2 separate regions of the Homo sapiens genome follow, and region 1 is linked to region 2. Evidence: chromatin loops called from intact Hi-C (ENCODE). Cell type or tissue: mammary epithelial cell. All regions are shown on one strand.

Region 1 (2,500 bases), 400 kb before region 2:
TCGCGCGGCTGCACTCCAGCCTGGGTGACAGAGCGAGACACCGTCTCAAAAAAAAAAAAAAAAAAAAATATTAGCCGGTCATGGTGGCGCACACCTGTAGTCCCAGCTACTCGGCAGGCTGAAGCAGGAGAGAGTCACTTGAACCCGGGAAACGGGTTGCAGTGAGCCAAGATCATGCCACTGCACTCCAGCCTGGGCGACAGAGCCAGAGACTCCGTCTCAAAAAAAAAAAAAAATTCTCCTTTTTTAGCTGCTAAGCTATGGATGTTCTGTCCCTAGGAGGTGAGTACCTGAGAAGTGTCTACCAGAGGAGTGAACTCACCCTTTCTTCCTCCTCAGGGACCTCAACTGTGCCCCAATCCTGGTGGGCATCACTGGCCACCTAACTCCCAGTGCCTACCCTCTCCTGAGCCTGGGCAGTCGGGGAGGGGGCTCACCAGTGTCACTGGAGGTCGTGATGCCTGGGTCGCTGTGGGACCGTGGCAGCAGCAGCGGTGGTGGGGATGCCGGATGAGGAGGCCGGTGCCCCGGTGGGGTGAGGGAACCTGAGCTATCGCTGAAGCGACGAGTCGGGGCTCGGGTGGGCGGGGCTGCGGCTGGGCGGCCCCCTCCCCGGGGGACCCGCCGCCTCAGCTCGGGGAAGCAGGGTCCCACCCAGGGCGGCCAGCCCTCCAACCGGTGGCAGCTGCGGGCAGCTGTGGGGGCACCCAGTGGGGGTGGAGCTTCAGGGGCAGAGCAGGAATAGGAGCGGGCAGCCCGTGGGGGGCGCCGTGGCAGGGGGCTTTCCTCGAAGGGGCCCCGCAGGCCACAGTCCAGGCTGAGGCAGTAGCCGGCACGGCTGCGCTGGATGGAGCGAAAGAGAACGTAGTCCACGGAGCGCACGGAGCCCTGCAGCTCCAGCAGGCACGAGTCCTCCGACGGGCTAGAGCCCCCAGGGAGGTCACCAATGGCTGACAGCACCAGAGACCCGCTGTCCATGGACACTGTGGGCGGCAGGGGGCGCTGTGTAGCACCAGCCTGGCCTGGCCTAGCCCTGCCCAGGCAGTTCCTCTTCTCCCAAGCCCAGCCTCTAGGGGCCACTGTGCCTCCAGCTTTATCTCAGAGGAGAAAAATAAGTCCAGGGTTCCAAGTTGCCACAGCCCTCCTATGTCCCCAAACCACCAACTCCGCCTTGTTTTCCCCTTCTATTGTCTCTACCCACCCCAGCTATCCCTGGCAGCCCCGCCCTTGTCCACCCCTCATTACGCCCTGCTCACCGTCTACAATGGAGGCCACTCGTTCACAGATGCACGAGCCATCGTGAAGCTGAGGGTCAAAGAGAGTGGCCTGCAGAAGACACAGGGTCAAGGGTTCAGCCCTACACACTGAACACCCCCATGTGCTAGACAGAGCTCTGGAGACTTAGATTCCAGACCAGCCTTGTCCCTTTGTACAAGTCACTTAATTGTGCAGCCTCAGCTTCCACGTCTGTATGGCAGAAATGATAGCTTCCAACCCACTCACCTCACCAGGCTCTAGGGAAGATCAAAGGCAACAGTGGGCATGCTGGTGCTGTAAAGACCTTGACCACTGTTACTATCTTTATCCAGAGGCTACAGCCTGTTCAGCTTTCCAGGCTACAACCCGGCTCCCCAGCCCGCCCCAAGCCGTGCTGTGCTCTCACCTGGCTGTCTCCTCGTAGTCCCATGACTGCCTCATAAGAAGGGGGGCAATCGGTAGGGTACAAGGGCACTGGGCTGTCCATGGAGCCATTGTACGTGATGCTGGCAGATGAGGAAGAGGGTCAATGTAGGAGAAATAATTCCCCCTCCACAAAGATCCCTCTCTCCAGCAATCCAGGCCCAGCCCCAGTCCCCTTCCTTAGCTCCCCCAGCAAGACCCCACCAGGCCTTACCTCTGTGCATCTGTTTCTGAGCTGCAGGTATACTCTGGGGGATAGTAGGGCGGTGGGGGCACAGGCGGGACAAATTCCTCCAGGTCCAGCATGGTGTGTAGGAGAGGGGCTGGGGGCGGGGACGTGCAGCCCAGAGGTCCCAGTGGGCCTGAGACTGACCGCTCAGGGGCCAGCTGCTGGGGAAGCGAGCAGGTCAGCAAGTCTGGATTCTGGGAATACAGCTCCTCCTGGGCCCCCAAACTCCTCTCTCATCTACATTATTTTTTCTGGCCCTATCCCCTGAGAGAAGCTCTTGTTCTGGCCCCTCCCTCACCCAAAATCAGCTCTCCTTAACCCCACGCTCACCCTGTACCTCTAGCTCTGGCCCTGCCCACCCACAAATTCCTCTTTATGGCCCCACCTCCATCCAGAAGCTCCACACATTCTGTGTCTTCACAGGAATGTCCACCCTTTAGCCTCACCTCCATCTAGGACCTTCTTTTTTTTTTTGAGACAGAGTCTGACTCTGTTGCTGGAGTGCAGTGGCGCGATCTCAGCTCACTGCAACCCCCACCTCCCAAGATCAAGCAATTCCCATGCCTCATCCTCCTGAGTAGCTGGAATTAT
Region 2 (2,500 bases):
ACTGAGCGTGGTGGCGGGCTCCTGTAATCCCAGCTACTCGGGAGGCTGAGGCAGGAGAATTGCTTAAGTCCGGGAGATGGAGGTTGCAGTGAGCCGAGATCGTGCCATTGCACTCCAGCCTGGGTGACAGAGCAAGACTCTGTCTCAAAAAATAAATAAATTAAATAAATAAATAAATAAATAAAAGTGAACGAAGCTAATACAAATCTAGCAATGGATGAGAATCAATTTAAAAATTTTTTGAGTAGGCCAGCAGCTGTGGTTCACACCTGTAATCCCAGCACTTTGGGAGGCCGAGATGGTTGGATCACCTGACGTCAGGAGTTCGAGACCAGCCTAGCCAACATGATGAAACCTCGTCTCTACTAAAAATACAAAAAAAAATTTAGCCGGGCGTGGTGGCGTGTGCCTGTAATCCCAGCTTCTCAGGAGGCTGACGCAGGAGAATTGCTTGAACCCTGGAGGTGGAGGTTGCATTGAGGTGAGATTGCGATGACACTGCACACTAGTCTGGGCAACAAGAGCAAAAACTCTGGCCAGGCGCGGTGGCTCACGCTTGTAATCCCAGCACTTTGGGAGGCCGAGGCGGGCGGATCATGAGGTCAGGAGATTGAGACCACGGTGAAACCCCGTCTTTACTAAAAATACAAAAAAATTAGCTGGGCGTGGTGGCGGGCGCCTGTAGTCCCAGCTACTCGGAGAGGCTGAGGCAGGAGAATGACGTGAACCCAGGAGGCGGAGCTTGCAGTGAGCCGAGATCGCACCACTGCACTCCAGCCTGGGCGACAGAGCGAGACTCCATCTCAAAAAAAAAAAAAAAAAAAAAAGAGCAAAAACTCCATTTCAAAATATCTGCGTATCTGTTCTCCACAAAGATACCACATTAAATGTGTTTTGGGGGAGTGGGGTTGCAGAAGAAATCCAGAAGTTTTCCTCTGGAAATCCTCCACCTGGTTTATAAGCTACCCACCCTGCACACTGTTCTCTAGACAATGAGGTTAAGTGAGAATGGTCCTTCAGTATAGGTTTGCCTAGCTCACCTGGTGGAGTTCTGCTGGTCTCCACTTCTGGAGCAGTCTCAGGTGAGGCAAAAGTAGAAGGAGGCTTCTCAGCAGAGTCTCCAACTGCTTCATCCGTCATTTCATCCTCTTTCTCCAGGCTTTCCATTCCTTCTGCTTCTTCTTCTTCCTCTTCTTCCGGCTCAGAGTTCTCCTCCTGAGAATTCTCTTCTTCAGACTCACCCTCCTGACTCATGCGCCTTTTCAGATGCCAGCCAAGTCAGTTTCTCCATTGTTTCCTGTAAAACCCTCCAAAGAGTACTTACGGCTCCTAGTGGCTCATGAATTGCAGAACAGCACAGAGCTGTATCAGGATAATCTGAAGTTAAACAATGGGGAACCCACTACAGCTGTCAGAGCGGAATTCCCTGAGTTATGAAATCCCAGTGATAGCTGACATTGGGCCTGACAGCAGGAAAGTGGAAAAGATGCCTTTTGAAAACTTCTTCTTTACCCTGAAATTAGTTTTCCTTTGCCTTAGCCCATATTTATGTGCCTCTTCCTTTTTTTTTTTTTTTTTTTTTTTTTTTTTGTCTTGCAACAGCGTCTCACTCCATCACCCAAGCTGGAGTGCAGCGGCACAATCTTGGCTCACTGCAAACTCCACCTCCTGGGTTCGAGGGATTTTCATGCCTCAGCCCCCTGAATGGCTGAAATTATAGGAGCATGCTACCACGCCGGGCTAATTTTTGTATTTTTAGTAGAGTCAGGGTTTCACCATGTTGGCCAGGCTGGTCTCAAACTCCTGACCTCGTTTTGTGATCCGCCCACCTCGGCCTTCTAAAGTGCTGGAACTACAGGTGTGAGCGACCAAGCCTGGACTATTTACTATTTTTTTTTTTTTTTTGAGATGGAGTTTTGCTCTTGTTGCCCAGGCTGGAGTGCAATGGCGTGATCTTGGCTCACTGCAACCTCCACCTCCCAGGTTCAAGCAATTCTCCTGCCTCAGCCTCCCGAGTAGCTGGGATTACAGGCATGCACCACTATGCTCGGCTAATTTTGTATTTTTGGTAGAGACAGGATTTCTCCTTGTTGGTCAGGCTGGTCTCGAACTCCCAACCTCAGGTGATCTGCCTGCCTCGGCCTCCCATGCCTGAGATTACAGGCATGAGCCACCGCACCTGGCCCTATATACTATTTTTTAAGGCATTTAAAGTATGGTCAGGTGATTCAATTTAATGTGTAAACGAGTTTAATATAATAAGTAAAATTTCATCCTTTCCATCTCATTTCACCTCAACTCCACAATCATGTCCCATAATGCATTCACAAATCAAATACAAATGATTTTAGGACTATCCATAGTGCAGCAAGCAAGCAGGTGGCATATCAATAAGTTAAACATATTACTGAGTCCACAAAATACTTGAGAGTATTCTCTAGCTCTCACCTGGAGTTCTGGGACAGAAAGCACAGATTCCTCAGAAGCTGATGACATTTCA

Evidence for each region. Hi-C counts contacts between places; a loop is a spot of excess contacts. Peaks named below come from ENCODE experiments on the same cell type or tissue, not always from the same donor. Only the 100,000 strongest peaks of a DNase experiment are listed, where the experiment ranks them.
Region 1: a loop joins it to region 2, with 14 times the contacts of the local background. A loop is called at or near these places in 6 of 110 quality-filtered maps.

What each region holds. Positions count from the first base shown.
Region 1 is chr1:155,249,839-155,252,338 of GRCh38, forward strand. It overlaps ENTREP3 (endosomal transmembrane epsin interactor 3), which reads right to left. Exons shown (of 12, transcript NM_006589.3): 6 at 1,895-2,067; 7 at 1,664-1,763; 8 at 1,257-1,326; 9 at 438-983. Among named protein-coding and RNA genes, the nearest start is that of ENTREP3, 4.4 kb to the right of the region's middle. RefSeq lists an enhancer at 77-679. In mammary epithelial cell, a CTCF peak has its summit at 1,024 (motif pointing right); a DNase peak (open chromatin) is centred at 1,043; H3K4me3 peaks cover 249 bases.
Region 2 is chr1:155,647,366-155,649,865 of GRCh38, forward strand. It overlaps the pseudogene LOC100419799. Among named protein-coding and RNA genes, the nearest start is that of MSTO1, 38 kb to the left of the region's middle. In mammary epithelial cell, a CTCF peak has its summit at 1,340; a DNase peak (open chromatin) is centred at 1,366; H3K4me3 peaks cover 405 bases; H3K27ac peaks cover 959 bases.